Regions from separate parts of the Homo sapiens genome. Here region 1 is linked to region 2. Evidence: chromatin loops called from intact Hi-C (ENCODE). Cell type or tissue: gastrocnemius medialis. All regions are shown on one strand. Links, peaks and the distances in the headings refer to the core of each region. The heading gives the core; the rest is flanking DNA. Region 1 has its middle 16 kb from the start of IREB2. Region 2 overlaps CIB2 (calcium and integrin binding family member 2).

What was found. A loop is a pair of places that touch in the nucleus more often than their neighbours do. Peaks named below come from ENCODE experiments on the same cell type or tissue, not always from the same donor. Only the 100,000 strongest peaks of a DNase experiment are listed, where the experiment ranks them.
Region 1: it touches region 2 in a loop (14-fold over the local background); 56 of 110 quality-filtered maps call a loop at or near these places.

The regions. Positions count from the first base shown.
Region 1 is chr15:78,417,861-78,426,745 of GRCh38, forward strand. No RefSeq gene overlaps it. Among named protein-coding and RNA genes, the nearest start is that of IREB2, 16 kb to the right of the region's middle. In gastrocnemius medialis, for the core only: CTCF peaks have their summits at 5,167 (motif pointing left) and 5,368; a DNase peak (open chromatin) is centred at 5,166.
Region 2 is chr15:78,109,553-78,118,437 of GRCh38, forward strand. CIB2 (calcium and integrin binding family member 2) reads right to left here. Exons shown (of 6, transcript NM_006383.4): 3 at 1,613-1,724. Among named protein-coding and RNA genes, the nearest start is that of CIB2, 17 kb to the right of the region's middle. RefSeq lists an enhancer at 3,906-3,995. In gastrocnemius medialis, for the core only: a CTCF peak has its summit at 3,845 (motif pointing right); a DNase peak (open chromatin) is centred at 3,809.

The DNA of each region.
Region 1 (8,885 bases), core at 323-8,322, 310 kb after region 2:
GAAGCTGAGGTGGGAGAATTGCTTGAACTCAGGAGGCAGAGGCTGCAGTGAGCTGAGATCACACTATTGCACTGCAGCCTGAGTGACAGAGCGAGACCCTGCCTCAAAAAAAAAAAAAGTTCAATACTACAGATATACCCGGTGCTGGGAGATAGATGCTTACATTATGAAAGATTGAGCTCGGGGAATGGGGTGACAAAGAGCAGGCAGAATGTGTAGGGCAGGGCTCTGAAAGTTCAAAGGCCAAGAGGCTGGGGGAGGGCCTCAAGAGATGGGCCTAGTGGGAGGCAGTGGTGCTGAAGGGTCCTCAGTAGCCCTGCCAAATCCTTCCAACCCGGCCTCCCTTTTGCTCAGCAGTGCCTGGTTTGAAAGAGCCCTTCCATGGGTCTGCCGGAAGAGCTGTCAGGAAGGCTGCAATAATGATGTCACCCATGTTGAGAGAGAAGCAGTGACATTGAGGTGTGAAAGATTGGGAAGATTTCAGGGAAAAAAAGGGTGCAGGGTGATGGATGGGTGGGTTTGCCTAGCTGGAGAGGAAGGGGGTGGCATTCATGGGAGATGAACGGGGGGTGAGGGTGGAACAGCAGAAACAGAGGCTGATGTGGGGAAGCTCAGGGCCTGCTTCCCCTGGAAAGCAGATGACTCAGTGAGATGACGCAGAAGATCCAGGAAGGTGAGAGGGCTCAAATATCAAGCTGGAGAGTTTATTTATTTATTTATTTATTTATTTATTTATTTAGAGACTGAGTCTCCTGCTGTCACCCAGGCTGGAGTGCAGTGGCACCATCTCAGCTCACTGCAACCTCCGCCACCTGGGTTCAAGCGATTCTTGTGCCTCAGCCTCCCGAGTAGCTGGGATTATAGGCGCCCGCAACCACACCAGGTTAAATTTTGCATTTTTAGTAGAGATGGGGTTTTATCATGTTGGCCAGGCTGGTCTCGAACTCCTCACCTCGAGTGATCAGCACCCCCTTGGCCTCCCAAAGTGCTGGGATTCCAGGCATGAGCCACCGCGCCCAGCCGAGCTAGAGTTTAGACTTTGATCTTTTGTGCACAGACTGGGGGTTTTGAACAGGAAAGTGGCTGTCATCAATTTGGTGCCTCAGGAAGCTCAGCTGGCTGTTACAGATAGAGTCAGGAGGCCAGGGAAATCCAGCCCCACATGAGGTGATGGCGAGGGCATGGAAAGGGAGAACATAGGAGAGGGATGTGGCATGCTCTGAGCTATGGAACCAAACTTCAATTCCTTCCATGAACATTATGTTAATCTCCCTTCTCTCTGAATGTCAGGATCAAGTCATTACATTTCCAGGGACAAAGCTTCTTGTTTTAAGAACACACAAAGGTATTCTGGGTCCTAAAACTGCAATCACCAGATGAGTTCTTCCTGCCTGCTGCACAGACAAAATCAATTCACTGGAACTGTGGCATTGGAGTAGAGCAAGTTAACTGACACGAGGCTGACCCAGACAGGAGAACTAGAGTTATCACTCAAACCAGTCTCCCTGAAGGCTCAGAGGCCTAGGGTTTTAATGGACAATTTAGTGGGCAGGGGGCTAGGGAATGGGTACTGCTGATTAGTTGGGGATGAAATTACAAGGGTGTGGAAAGCAGTCCTCATGCACAGAGCCCGCCTCTGGGTGGGGCCACAGGACCAGTTGAGTCATGAGTCACGAGTCCAGGTAGGGTCAGTCTGGAAAACATCTCAAAAAAATCTAATCTTAGGTTCTACAATAGTGATGTTATCTATAGGAGCAATTAGGAAAGTCACAAGTCTTGTGACCTCTGGCCACGTGACCCCTGAGCATTACTGCTCATGTTTTAGGGATTATAGAAGTTATCCCTACATTCTAGCAGAGTTCAAGCCCCTCCCATATTCTAATGGCTTTTTTAAAAAATTTATTATTATTATTATTATTTTTTGAGACAGAATCTTGCTCTTTTGCTCAGGCTGTAGTACAGTGGCACAATCTCGGCTCACTGCAACCTCCAACTACCTAGTTCAAGCGATTCTCCTGCCTCAACCTACTTGAGTAGCTGGGATTACAGGCATGTGCCACCATGCCCAGCTAATTTTTGTATTTTCAGTACAGATGGGGTTTCACCATGTTGGCCAGGCTAGTCTTGAACTCCTGACCCCAAGTAATCTGCCCACCTCCCCCCCTTCCAAAGTGATGGGATTACAGATGTGAGCCACTGCACCTAGCCTCTTATGGCTTTTCATTAGTCTGACATAGGCTGTTGTCAGTCCCTGAGCGAGGAGGGAGTTAGTTTTAGGAAGGGACTATTATCATCTTTGCTTTCAAGTTAAACTATGAATTCTTCCCAAGGTTAACTTGACTTATACCCAGGAATGACCAAGAACAGCTTGGAAGTCAGAAGCAAGATGGAGTCAACTATGTCAGATTTCTCTTACTGTCATAATTTTCCAAAGGCAGTTTTAAAACTAAGAGAGAAAAAGCACTAGGTTATGTGACATTTGACCCAGGAATGAGAAACCTTCCCTAGGTCTCTCCACCGCATGGACTGGAGGAGCCTCAGCTTGTCTGGCTTCTGCTTTTTGCTGCTGCTTGAGCAATTTTCCACCATCCCTCCTGCCAACACCATAGATACACCCTCAATGGGGAAAAACCTTTTTAACTTGAAAATTTAAGCGCTCACTTAACGGAAGTCACAGAGGTGAATATGACCAGAATCAATAGAGGTATCTTTGCCTCTGATGTTTCCCACTCCAGGTTCAGAGAGACAAGTTGCGTCTCTCTTTGAGCTTGCCTGCAGGATCACTTGATTCATGCTTTTTCTCCCATAAATATTTATTGAACACCTACCATGTGCCAATTCTAGGGGCTGGGGATACAGCAGTGAACAAAACAACCAAGTCCCTGCCTCATGGAACCTATGTTCTAGTAGGAAATAGACAACAAACAAATGAGTTAAATGTGCAGCATATTAGACCATGATAATGAGATGGGATGGTTCCCTTGACCTTGACCCCCTTCGTGGGCAGGAACTGGAGTGGCTTGTTTCACTCAGCCCACCGCTGGCCACTCCTCATGAGAGGGAGCGTGCAAGCGAGTACAGGAACCGGAGGGAACGAATGCTGGAACCGGCCAGTCACTTCTCTCTGGTGAGAGCAGGCTCTGTGCATCCCTGCAGCAGTGTCCAAGCCCCTGCCCTCTCAGCACCCAGGTTCTTGTCCAGCATCCAGAAAGAATCAGGTCACAAGAACGGGTTCAAGGGTAGTGTATGCAGAGGATTTTATTGGGTGATGGCTCTCAGCAACATGGGAGCTGGAAAGGGGATTGTGTGGGAAGAAGGTGATCTTTCCCTGAAGCCGCACTGTCTGAAGTTAGCTGCATCTATCCATAGTCTCCAACGCTCAGTTGCTGCTTCTCTGCTCACTGCTCAGCCTCTTGTATCCCCAACTCCCAGCAGCCTGCATCCCCACCGGTCAGCCGCTTGTGTTGCTTTGCCAGCTGAAGTCTTTTTATGGGCACGGGAGAGGAGCAGGGCAGACCAAACAAGCAACATTTTCATGGAAAAAAAGGGGGTCAGCTGTTTTCACTTAGGGCCATGGCTCCAGGCTTAAGGGTGGAGTTTAGCTGGGCGCTCAGCCATTCTGTATCAATAAGTGCTACGGAGAGGAATGAAAAGAATGAGTATAAGGGGTGCTGGGGTTTGCCATATATGTTGGGTGTTCAGGAAGACCTCACCGAGCTGGGCAAATTGGAGCAGAGACCCAGTGAAAGTGAAGGAGCAATCTATGTGGCTATCTAGGAGAAGGCACCTGAAAATGCAGAGGCCTAAAGAAGAGATTGTGCTTGGTGTTAAAGGAACAGCAAAGAGCAAGGAATGAGACTAATGCAGAGTGAGCAAAGGATGTAGGAGATGAGGCCAAAGAGGAGGAGTCAGATCAGGACCCTGGAGGCCATCGTGAGGACTTTGAATTTTACACTGACTAAGATGGGAGCCAGTGTGGAGTTCTGAGCAAAGAATGACATGAGCTGGCTTCCACTTTAACAGCATCCTCTGGCTGTTGTGCTGAGACTAGTTAGGAGGCTGCTGTCATCATCCAGAGCAGAGATGATAGTGGCCTGAACCAGGATGGATTGTGTGTGTGTGTGTGTGTGTGTGTGTGTGTGTGTATATATGTGTGTGTGTGTGTGTGTGTGTGTGCTTTTTAGAGATAGGGTCTTGCTCTGTCACCCAGGCTGAAGTGCAGTGGTACAGTCATAACACATTACAGCCTTCAACTCCCGGGCTCAAGTGATCCTCCCACCTCAGCCTCCCAAATAGCAAGGAAAGGACTACAGGTATGTACAACCACACCTGGCTAATTTCTTTATTTTTTGTAGAGACGGGATCTCACTCTGTTGACCAGGCTGATCTCCAACTCCCGGCCTCAAGCGATCCTCCTGCCTCAGCCTCCTAAGTGCTGGAATTACAAGTGTGAGCTACCATGCCCAGTCCAGGATAATATTTCTTTATCAGTGGGGGAGGAGTGGAAGTTTGTAGGAGACAGGCCCAGGGCACCTGAAAAAGTCAGATTTTAGTCTTACAGGCTTTAGATGAATGGCCTCCAAAGCAGATGCTCACCCTCAAGCCTGACCCTTCTGGTCCAGTCTCAGCTCTGAAGGCCACTCTAAAAGAAGAGTGATTGCAATGTTTTGAGTAGGGACAGCTTCATTTGGAATAGACATCTAGTCTAGTAGAATAACTGCTTTGAGGCTGGGTATGGTGGCTTGCCCCTGAAATCCCAGCACTCTGTGAGGCTGAGGTGGGAGGTTTGCTTGAGCCCAGGATTTGAGACAAGCCTGGGCAACAAAATTAGCCAGGCATGGTGGCGTACACCTGGCGTGTAGTCCTTGCTACTTGGGAGGCTGACGTGGGAGGATCGCTTGAGCATGGGAAGTCGAGACTGCACTAAGCTATCGCACCACTGCACTCCAGCCTGGGCGACAGAGCAAGACCCTTTGGCTTTGATTGAAAGGGCCATTTGGGTGTTTTAAATGTTAAAAAAAAAATCCGTTTTTATTGCCATGCTACAGGATACAGTGTGAACTTCAATCCCTTATTGTTCCCTCAGTGTTTTATTAACTACGGATGTCAAGGTCAGACGCTGCTTATTGTCTCTCTTTACATCACTGGAAGGGACAATGCCTACTGCTGCCCCCTGGAGGCCACTAGGCCTAACAGCAGCTCAAGCTGTAACTTCTGAACTTCACCTATTTTCTGGGCACAAACCATTTGGTTCAGCCTGCAGAAGAGCGTGGAAGACATATGGGACTGGGGCCCACAATCTGGTTTCCCATTCTTGCTCTGCCATTATTTCACTGGATAACTCACTGTGGGAATTTAAGCAAGTCCCATGCTCATATATAAAGCTATTAAACTAGATGGTTTCTTATCTTCCCTTCTTGTGCTGACATTTAATTTTATTATTTTATTCACATTTATTACAGGTGTGAACCACCACGCTTGGCCATGTGACATTTTAAAGTGTTTATGAAATCTGTAAATTAAGTGGGACATGGCTTCCACATCATCCCAAATTCCCTTTATATTCCTGTACCCTTTTTTCTCTCTCTCCCCAAACATCCCTCCCAGCACCTAGACACTGTCCTCTGGCCATCTGGGAAACCACAGTGCAAGGCCCCTCCTGGGCCCATCTTCCCCTTAGCAGGGGCCCTAAACGTTAGACATTTTTTCTTCTTTTGCTCTTATCAAAAACGACTTTTCCTAGTTCCACCAACTAATGAGTGAGTGCTAATGAGGGATTATATTTTTCCACGTCTCAGTTTTCTTCTCTGTACAACAGGGCTAATAATATTTATCTTCAAGGTTATTATGAGGATTACAAATAGTTTATGCAAACAGCCTAAACTGTTGAATACACTGTCTGAGGTATTCAATAAATGGCAGACTGCTTTTATTTTATTCTATTATTTATTTATTTAAGACAGGGTCTCATTCTGTCACCCAGGCTGGAATGCAGTGGTATGATCATGGCTCACTGCAGCCCAGACCTCCCTGGGCACAGGTGATTCCCCCATCTCAGCCTCCCAACTAGCTAGGACCATAGGTGTGCACCACCACACCAGGCTAATATTTCTATTTTTTGTAGAGTTTCAGCATGGGGTTTCCCCATGTTGACCAGGCTGGTCTCGAATTCCTGTGCTCAAGCGATCTGCCCTCCTTGGCTTCCCAGAGTGTTGGAATTACAGGAATGAGCCACTGCGCCTGCCTTGGACACTGTTTTTAAATGGACACAGCTCAAAAAAAAATCATTTTCTCTTAATGTTTCTTAGAAACCTTTTTTAATTCCCTCCAAGTGGGGTTAAATGTTCTTCATCTGTGCTTAAAAGTCTATGGGAATGATTCACTGAGTGCTAGATACATGTCCATACCCGAATAGACCACTATGGTAGGCAGAATAATTCCCCCACCTCTCCAAAGATGTCCATGCCCTAGTCCCTGGAACCTGTGAATAGGTGATGTTACATGGCAAAGGGGGAAATGAAGGCTTAGGATGGAATTATGTTTGCTAATCAGCTGACTTTGAGATTGGGAGATTATCCTTCAGTATCCAATGTCCCCAATGTAATAACGAGATTCATTATCAATGAAAGAAGGAGGTAGAGAGTCAGAGATAGATGTGAAGACCGAGGCAGAGGTCTGAGTGACACCATTGCTGGCTTTGAAGATGGAAGAGAGCCAGGGCCAAGGGATGTCTGAAGCCTCCAGAAGCCAGAAAAGGCGAGAAAATGAATTCTCCTCTAGAGCCTCTGGAAAGGAGTGCAGCTCTATTGACACCTTGATTTTAGCCCAATAAGACCCATTTCAGACTTCTCCAGAACCGTAAGATAATTAAATTGTGCTGTTTTAAGCCACTAAGTTTGTGGTAATTTGTTACAGCCACCATTGGAAATAAATACAAACCCTCACATACATTTAATTGGCACAACAATCCAAGTAGTCAGTAGTATTGTCCCCACTTTACAGCTGGGGAAACTGCAGCTCAGAGATGTTAAGTAACTTGCCCAAAACTGCACAGCTAGTAAATAGCTACATCAGTTAAATTCCTTTGGTGCAAGTTTTGGAAAACAAACAAAAACACAAATTGGGCTGGGCTCGGTGGCTCACGCCTCTAATTTTAGCACTTTGGGAGGCTGAGGCAGAAGGATTGCTTGAGGCCAGGAGTCTGAGACCAGCCTGGATAACATAGAAAGACCCTGTCTTTACAAAAAATAAAAATTAGTGGGGTTTGGTAGCACATGCCTGTGGTCCCAGCTACTCGGGAGGCACAGGTGGGAGGATCGCTTGAGCCTGGGAAGTTAAAACTGCAGTGAGCCGAGATAGTGCCACTGCATTCCAGCCTTGGCAACAAAGCAAGACCAAACACTAGAACTTGTACCTTCTCTCTAACTATATTTTTGTACCCCTTAACCAACCTCCCTTCATTCACCCCTCAACCCCCTAACTCTCCCCCAGCCTCTGGTAACTGTCATTCTTCTCTCTCACTCCATAAGATCTGCTTTTTTGGCTCCCACGTGTGCATGAGAACATGTGATATTTGTATCTCTGTGCATGGCTCTGTGAAAGAAAAATAAAAACTCGGGACCCCCAATATAATGACCTCCAGTTTTATCCATGTTGCTACAAATGATAGGATTGTATTCTTTTATGGCTGAATAATACTCTATTGTGTATATATACTACATTATCTTTATCCATTCATCTGTTGATGGACACTTAGATTGATGCCATAATTTGGCTATTGTGAACAGTGCTGCAATAAACATAAGAGTGCAGAATCTCATTGATTGATATACTGATTTCCTTTCTCTTGGATATATACCCAGCAGTGGGATTGCTGGGTCATATGTTAGTTCTATTTTTAGTTTTGAGGAACCTCTATATTGTTCTCTATTGTGGTTATACTAACTTACATTCCCACCAACGGTGTACAAGAGGCCCCCTTTCTCCACATCCTCACCAGTTATTTTTTATCTTTTTGATGAGTCATTTTCACTTGAATGAGATGATATCTCATTATGGTTTTGATTTGCATTTCCCAGATGATTAGTGATATTGATCATTTTTCATATACTTGTTCTTTTGAGAAATGTTTATCAAACCATTTGCCCATTTTTTAATTGAATTATTTACTTTTTTGTTATTGAGTTGAGCCTCTTATATATCTGGTTATTAATTCCTTGTTAGTTGGATAGTTTGCAAATATTTTCTCCCATTCTGTAGGTTGTCCCTTCACTCTGTTGATCATTTCCTTTGCTGCACGGAAGCCTTGATATAATCTCACTTGTCTATTTTTGCTTTGGTTTCCTGTGCTTTTGAGGTCTTATCCAAAAAATCGTTCCCCAGACTAATGTTCTGAAGCATTTCTCCAATGTTTTCTTCTAGTAGTTTCATAGTTCAGGTCTTACATTTAGGTCTTTATTCAATTTTGATTTAATTTTCATATAAGATGAGAGACGAGGGTCTAGTTTTGTTCTTCTGCATATAGATATCCAGTTTTCACAGCATCGTTTATTGAATATATTCCCCAATGTATGTTCTTTTCCCAATGTATGTTCTTGGCACCTTTATGAAAAATCAGCTGGCTATAAATGTGTAGCCTTTGTCAAAGATGACTTGGCTATAAACCTGTGGGTTTACATCTATCTGGCTTCTCTATTTCGTTGTATTGGTCTATGCATCTATTTTAATGCCAGTACCATGCTGTTTGGGTTACTATAGCTTTGTAGTAATATTTTGCTTTGTTTGTTTGTTTGTTTGTTTGTTTGTTTGTTTTTAAGACAGAGTCTCGCTCTGTCGCCCAGGCTGGAGTGCAGTGGTGCTATCTCAGCTCACTTGCAAGCTCCACC
Region 2 (8,885 bases), core at 691-8,690:
GATGGGATTAAATGAGCTAAAGTATGTAAGGTGTTGGTACCAGGCCCGGCACATGTAAGAGCTCAGGAAGCATTCTACTGGGTCATGTCACATCATTAAGATGGGCACAGCCAGGGACAGTGGTGCACGCCTGTAGTCCCGCTATTTGGGAGACTGAGGTGGAGGAATCACTTGAGCCCAGGAGTTTGAGGCTTCAGTGAGCCATGATCGTCCCACTGCACTCCAGCCTGGGCGACAGAGCAAGACCATGTCTCCAAAAAAAAAAAAAAAAAAAAATGCTGAGCACAGCCAGTGTGTTATCACTGGAGGCACTGCCTCATCTGAAGCAGAAGCAGAAGCACAGATTCGTCCTGTTACCCAGAAGAGCACACAGAGGCTCTGCCTGGATGTGTAGGGCTCTGTCCCCAGCAGAAGAAGATGACAGCCCAGGGCACTGGTGGCCCTCAGCTCAGGCCGTGTCAGGCCAGGATCGTGGGAGGTGGATGTGGGGTCAGATAACTGGACCAGTCAAGCAGCAAGAGCCATACAGCCAGTTCAGGCCCAGGTCTGCTGTCACTCTGCTCCTGTGAATTCTCCCCTAGACCACCTTGGATGCTGCCTCTCCCAGGGAGCTGTACACGGATGCCTTCCTAGATCCCCAAATCACTCATCCTGCAGCCCTTCCATCCCAACTGAGCTAGCGCTTGGCTAGCGCCATTCCGTGCCCAGCCCAGGCCAGTGCGGGAGGCTCAGAGACAGACCACTTGGGTCCTACCCATGAGTGTCTCACCTGCTCCAGCAACCCTCTGAGCTTGCTCTTGAGCCCCTTGCTGGGCCAGACGGGGTGCTGGTCCAGGGCTGAGCCTGGGGCCCATTGTCTCTCAGGACTGAGGTCACAACCAGAGTGCAGGCCCCAAGTGGATGCCATATAGCACTCTGACTCCACCTTCAAGCCACACATCCCAGGCCTGGCAAGGGGCTACTGACGAAGTCCCACTGCAATGGGGAGTTGTGCCCCAAATGCCTTCTTAATGCTGAATGCACTTTACATATTATGGATAAGGAACTCATGAAACGAAACATTCAGATATATATGGTCTGAGGATCAGCAGCATCAGTCTCACCTGGGAACTTGCTCGAAAAGCAGAATCCTGACTCTACTCCACATGTACTGAGCCTGAATTGGCATTTGGACAAGATCCCTGGGGAGTTTAAAATTAAATTTTAACAGGTACGTTAAAGTCTGAGAAATGATGCTATGGATGACCACCATGCTGACCTCAGTGAGAAGCCACAGCCAGACAACGGGGAGACAGAAAAGTTATCTAACAAAGCAGACACAGGTCTGCCAACTACAGCAGGCTTGGGGCCACTTAACAAAGGGACAAGCAAATGAGCACAAGCCCATGGCCTGCAGTTGGGTGGCCACTGATGTACAGCACCCTTACAGAGCCCACATAGCTTATTTATTCAGAGTACAGATGAGGAAACTGAGGCACAGAGAGGTTCTGTGATCTGCTCAGAGCCACGCAGACACAAAGGGTGGAGCTGGGTTCAGCCTAGACCTGGGGGCCTCTGCTGCTGGTCCAGAGGCACAGATCCCCTGCTCGCCAGCAAGAGGTCCTGCACATACCCGGAGCTCTGGCATCTGGATGATGAGGCTCATGGGCACGTGGACGATGGGGCTCTTCCTGTAGTCCATTGGGACGAGGTTGGGGGCCAGCTCATAGAATCGCGAATGCAGCCTTGGAGGAAAGCAGAGAAAAAGCGCTGGAGGGGGTGCCATCCCTAAGCCCCAGCAGCCCGGTGCTGTCCTGCCTAGGCCTCTGCCTCTGCAGAACATCCTCAGCCAGGACCAGGTAAGGGGCCAATGGGAGGCTCTCTGCTCTGCCCACAGGGTGTGAAGTTGGGAGGGAGGTGAGTTCTGCCCAGACCTCTGTGCTGATAACCAGGTTGTGTCCAGGCCTCCCTATTTCCACCACACCCACCCCATCAGCACCACCACCATCACTCCTTGGGCCTGGGTCCAAATCTTTTAATTTTTTCTCCTTTGGGCTCTCATAAGGGTTTTCTATGCTCAGGATACTGTGCTAAGCACTTAACACATCACCTAATTTAATCCTCCTCCACATCACTGTGCAGACAGATGCATCCTGACCCCAGCTTACTGCTCAGCAAACAGGGCTGAAGAGGTTAAGAGTGATTTGTCTAAGGCCACATAACTAGGGAGCATCAAGGGCCATGGGTTGAGCCCAAGATGGGAAATCCAAGCAGAAACTCTTAGCCACTCTTCCCCCTTACACTCCTGAGGGTCCATCAAAGCCTGGGCCCACTTCGTGGCCCCACCACCCCAACTTAAGCCCTGAGGGTTGGGTCTCTCTGGGAGAGCTCTCAGCAGTCCTCACACCCTCAGGAAGCCCCTATGAATGGGTCACCCATAAACTCTCTAACTGGGGGCCATCGGGACCCAGGCTGCTACCCTGGTGGGCCTGGCCCTCCCTCCTCACTGATGGGTCAGGTCCCTAGCTCCTGTCCCAGCCTCCAGGAAATCAAGCCCACCTCAACAAGCTGCATGGACCCTCAAAGGTGTAAGGCATCCTGGCACTGTCTCACTTGGAAGCTCCCTTCCTCCCCGCCCCCTGCCCATTATTCAGTCTTTCTTTGCCCTATGTCCACTTGTCCAGGTCCCTGTCATCCCAGAGAATAGCCCCCCATCCCAAGACAGGTACAAATTGTATTTAGATGACATTGTGAGCTGCATGTGGTGGCCTATGCCTGTAAACCCAGTGTTTTGGGAGGCTGAGGTGGGAGGACCACTTGAGGCCCAGAGTTTGAGACCAGCCTAGGCAACACAGCAAGACCCTGTCTCTACAAAAATGAAAAAAAAATTAGCTGGATATCGTGGCTCAGTCATAGCTACTTGGGAGGCTGAGGCTGGAGGATCACTTGAGCTTGAGCCCAGGAGTTGGAGGCTGCAGTGAGCTATGATTGCCCCACTGCATTCCAGCCTGGGCAACAGAGCGAGACCCTGCCTCTAAAAACAAAAATTGTGTCCATTAAGTGCTGCCATGGGTGGGACAAGTGTAAGGGGCATTGACTGTGGGCTGAGGTAGGTAACCTGCCTAAAGTGATGTCCTAGGCTGCTGGTGAATGGATTAGGTATGACCCTGTATCTCCCAGGCTTGGGCCGGCCCTGCCACCCCCAAAGCCAGATCAGCCCAGGTCTCCTTTTAAGTGGCTTGACCCTGTGACACACCCCAGGCCCACCTTTATCAAGCCATTCAGCACAGCCACCCAACCTTCCTTGGGTTCTACCAGTTCTTGTGGTCCTGCTGCCTACTGTCCTTAGCAAGGCACCTGACTACTTACCCAGCTCAAACAGATAATAACACCAGCTATCGTTTAGCAAGTGCTTACTCTGTGCCAGGCCCTGAACTAATCTTCTCTGTGGATTGCTTTACTTATTTTAATCCCCAAATCACCCTGAGAGGTAGATATTAGTCTCCCATTTTCAGGTAGGGAAAACTGAGGCTCAAGAATCAAGTGTCTTCCCCATCCTACACAGCCAATGAGCAGTGGGAACAGGACTTGAACCCAGGACCTCTGGACACCAACCACTTGGCTCCTCCCTGCAAGTCAAGCCCTGGTAAGCACATCATCTGCTGGTTCAGAGCCTGTCCAGGGCAAATGAACAGTAAAATGCCACATGCCCACTTTGCCAGTCGCACATTCCTATAAAAGGGTCTGAAATTACAAGGATGTGCCATGACTTGGAGACAGAGCAGGAGGGGAAAACCCCTAAACTTGTACTTTGGGTGGGAGGAGGCTCAGCAAATGCCAGGGCGGTGGGATCAAGCTGAGACTCTCCACAAGAGGGCACTCAAGGACTTTCTTTGCTCCTATTTCTTGCATAGAGGAAAACTACTTTTTTTTTTTTACACTGTCCCCAAATAAGGAACAACCACTTGTTTCAAAATTCATGCATCTTCTTTCTTTCTTTCTTTCTTTTTTTTTTTTGAGACGGAGTCTCGCTCTGTCGCCCAGGCTAGAGTACAGTGGCGCGATCTCGGCTCACTGCAAGCTCCGCCTCCCGGGTTCAGGCCATTCTCCTGCCTCAGCCTCCTGAGTAGCTGGGACTACAGGCGCCTGCCACAATGCCCGGCACATTTTTTGTACTTTTAGTAGAGATGGGGTTTCACCGTGTTAGCCAGGATGGTCTCAATCTCCTGACCTCATGATCCGCCCACCTCGGCCTCCCAAAGTGCTGGGATTACAAGGCATCTTCTTTCATAATTCATGCATCTGGTACTTTGACATATCCATTGTGCTTCCAACTGCTACATTTCCCACTTGACCTTGACCCCACCTCATATGTGGCAGTGTGATGTTGGAGTGTTTCTAGGGGTTGGCCTACACCTCTGAAGTTTTGTGGGATGGCTGCAGCAGGAGCATGAAGTCAGGCTGAGGTTGGAGCCCTGCCTACACCTCTCATTAGCAGTGTGGGTAAGTGGGTTAATCCACTGAAGGATAAGTTTCTCTATCAGTAAAGCAGGGGCTATTCTACTGTTCTCACCCCTGGATGTTCATAAAACCACTGGCCTTCAACTGGCAGCTTTTAGCATGCTGCCTGCCACGTCAGAGGCTCCCTGGAAGGGGTGGACTAGGGAGAGAGGCTATGGGTGCTTGGCAGGGTTGAGGAGGTATCCTCTGGGGTGGGAAGGCCAGCTTCTACCCTGGGACACAGATCTGTTCTAAAACAGTAACTAAAATCACATTGGAATTTTTCTTTAAAGAAAAATCCAAGGAGAATTTGAAAACCCAAATCACTGTGAAAGAAACTCTAAGCATTGTCAAAGAACCACATCTCTGTCACCTCTCCCCCAATAAAGGGCACTGAATTCAAGAAGAGTTATATATTAGTCCTACTGTAACATCCAGGACCAGAAACCATACTTACGCTACTTGAACTGCCCCCGAGTATGAGGCAAGAAATGTGAAAACTCTCACTTTATTTTACAAAGTTAACAAGAACCCTGATACAAGAACCTAATATGTAGCATCCAGAATGGACCAATGGCACTTGCATAGATAGATGAAAAAGTCTTATAAAATAACATACTGGGGGCCAGGCACAGTGGCTCATGACTGTAATCTAAATGTGCTTTGGGAGGCCAAAGTGAGAGAATTGCATGAGGCCAGGAGCTTGAGACCAGCCTGAGCAATGTAGTGAGACCATGTCTCTACAAAAAAAAAAAAAAAATTAAAAATTAGGTGGATGTGGTGATATGCATCAGTAGTCCTAGCTACTCAGGAGGCTAAAGTAGGAGGATCTCTAGCCTGGGCAACAGAGTGAGACCCTGTCTCTAAAAAAAAAAAAGATAAGTAAAGAAAGAAAAAAATAGCATACTGGTAAATCAAATCTAAGACTTTAAAAGAATAATATGTTAGGATCATGTAGGATTTATTCCAGAATGCAAAGATAGTTCAATATTTGGAAATCTGTGGCTACAAATCATATTAAGCAAAAAACATTTTGACCAATTTGATAGATGCATTTATGACTGTATATGTGAATACAGAAAAATATCTGAGAAGTTATATACTACATGTTTACACTGATAGTCCCTGGGAGGTGGGAGTAGAGAAATGTGAAAAGAAGGAGGCTAACTTTTACTTGTTATTTCACCTACTTCTCAATTATTTGAAATTTTAGAAGTAATTATTTATTTATTTATTTATTTTTTGAGACAGAGTCTCGCTCTTTCGCCCAGGCTGGAGTGCAGTGGCGCAATCTTGGCTCACTGCAACCTCTGCCTCCAGGGTTCAAGTGATTTTCTCATGCCTCGGCCTCCCAAGTAGCTGGAATTACAGGGGCATGCGACCACACTCGGCTGATTTTTTTATATTTTTAGTAGAGATGGGGTTTCGTCATGCTGGCCAGGCTGGTCTCGAACTCCTGACCTCAAGTGATCCACCACATCATCCTCTCAAAGTGCTGAGATTACAAGCATGAGCCACCGCACCTGGTCAAAAGTATTTTAAAGTATATGTTGTTTTGTCAATTAAAAAAACTTAAAATTCTTAGTAAAACAGAAACAAAAGGAGTTTCTGCTTAGGAGCAGAAACAAAAGGGTATCTCCTTCTCTTTTTTTTTTTTTTTTTTTTTTTTTGAGTCTTGCACTGTCACCCAGGCTGGAGTGCAGTGGCTCAATCTCAGCTCACTGCAGCCTCCGCCTCCTGGGTTCAAGCAATTTTCCTGCCTCAACCTCCTGAGTAGCTGGGACTACAGGCGCCCGCCACCACACCCGGCTAATTTTTGTATATACTGGGGATATACCCATCAATGTGGGATGCCTATAATCACCATTATTATATAACATTTCTCCCCAGGAGCACTAATCAATGTACTATTCGCCATCCAGGTCCATGAGTTCTGCATATGTGAGTCAACTGAAGACAGAAAATATTTGGAAAAAAAAAATTGCATCTACGCTAAACATGTATAGATTTTTTTTCTTGTCATTATTCCTTAAACAATACAGTATAGCAACTCTTTACACAGCATTTACATTGTATTAGGTGTTATAAGTAATGTAGTAATGATTTAAAGTATACAGGAGGTGCCGATTTAAAGTATATAGGAGGGGCTGGGCACGGTGGCTTACACCTGCAATCTCAGCACTTTGGGAGGCCGAGGCGAGCCAATCACTTGAGCCTAGGAGTTTTGAGACCAGCGTGGGCAAAACAGTGTCACCCTTGTCTCTACAAAAAATATATATATATAAATTAGTCAGGCATGGTGGTATGTGCCTATAGTCCCAGCTACTTGGGAGGCAGAGGTGGGAGGACCACTTGAGCCCAGGAGTTTGAGGCTGCAGTGAGCCATGATCGCACCACTGCACTCCAGACTGGGCGACAGAGATCCTGCCTGACAAAAAAAAAAAAAAATTATACAGAAGGATGTGCAAAGTGGATAAGGTTATATGCAAATAATATGCCATTTTATATAGGGACTTAAGCATTTGCAGTTTTTGGTATCCTTGGGAGGTCCTAGAACCTATCCCCCACAGATACTGAGAGAGGAATGTAATTAGTTAAGACAGTAAAATAGTACACTTAAATACTGGAGAGGAGGCAAGTTACCATTTACTGGAAAACCAAAAATAATTAGCTTAAAGACTATTTGAAATAGAAAGAGTTCAGAAGCCTTTCTACACAATAGTTTTTCTATTATGTATTAACATTAGCCTTTTCAAAAGTAGGATTTGGCTGAGTGCAGTGGCTCATGCCTGTAATCCCAGTGCTTTGGGAGGCCAAGGGGAAAGGATTGCTTGAGGCCAGGAGTTTGAGACCAGCCTGGGCAACACAGTGAGACTGTTTCTATAATTTTTTTTAATTAAAAAAAATGAATTCACAATTTAAAAGAACCAAAAAAAAAAACACAACTAAGTATAAAATTGGTATAAAATGTACTAATTTTGAAGTATCAAAAAAACCATGAAAGTTTAACAAAAGATATAAAAATATTTTAGGTACTTAGATAACTATTGTGCATTCCTGATCGGAAAGACTTAATGCTGTAATGATGACGATGATCTGTTCATTTTTCTATAAAATGAATATGACCCTAATCAAAACCTGCAAATGATCTATTTGGGATCTAGCCAGCCCAATTCAAAAGTGTGTTTGGTTAAGTGTTTCTTCAAGCTACTGGCAAAAAAAAAAAAAAAAAAAAAAAAAAAAAGTTTGTTTAAAAGAATAAATGTAGGAGTGTTGCAGGGGAACCCTGAAAAAAAAGAGAAACTGGGGAAACATTTTTCCCTATCAGGTATTAAAACAGTTTAAAGCTATAATAAGGACAATGTATGAAACAGACATTGGCATTTACAAGGCAGACTAGTAGAAGTGGTAGATCCCAATGTAAATGAGAATGAGCCCATGACACAGCATTTGAAATCAATGGGGAAAAGATTAATTCCTCTGAAAGTCACAAACCAGCAATCCACCATTCATGCCTAGTTTCCATATAGCATTTTAAAATAATTAAATTACGTCGAAATAATAAATTTAGAATTTTGCTGCCACCATATACAGATTGAAAGATCTTACACTATAAACCTGGGTTTCTTAATCAAGATGGTCTGAATTCCCCCAAGGCAACAACTAGCTGGGGCTAAGGAGCAGCTATTTCTGCAGGTGTCCGTTCTAAAGAGTTCCCACCCGACTAGACAGCTTCATTTATTTACAGTGCATGCTGGCCCCCCTGACAGGCAGCTGAGCTTCAGACTCTTGGGTTATTCACTGAATGATCTGGGGTCAGAAGACAAAAAGCATATAACAGCAGTGGGAGGAAAAAGCAAAAGTCTTAAAAATATCCATTATCTTTGATCAGGAAATTTGTTGGAAATACCCATATATGTGCAGTTATGTGAATGGTACCACAAGAATATTCACTGAAGTACAAATTAAAATCGTGAAAAGCTGGAAATCTAAATGTTCAACTATACAAATTAAGAAATATCCATTAAATGCAGCCATTTAAAATATTGTATCAGAATATCTAATGATATTGAAAGTTGTTCGCAAGATGTTAAATGAAAAAAGCAGAAGGTACAGTATAATCCCATTTTTTTTAAAAAAGCTTGTATATATTTATATACTCACAAAAAGAAAGACTAAGAGGAAGGCTGGTCACTAAAATGTTAGTGATTATCTTGGGTAGTAGGGGGACAGTAAGATCTTTTTTCTTATCTTTTTTTAACTTTAAAAATTGTGATAAATGGCTGGGCAGTGGCTCACGCCTGTAATCCCAGCACTTTGGAAGCCCAAGGCGGGCAGATCATGAGGTCAGGAGTTTGAGACCAGCCTGACCAACATGGTGAAACCCGTCTCTACTAAAATACAAA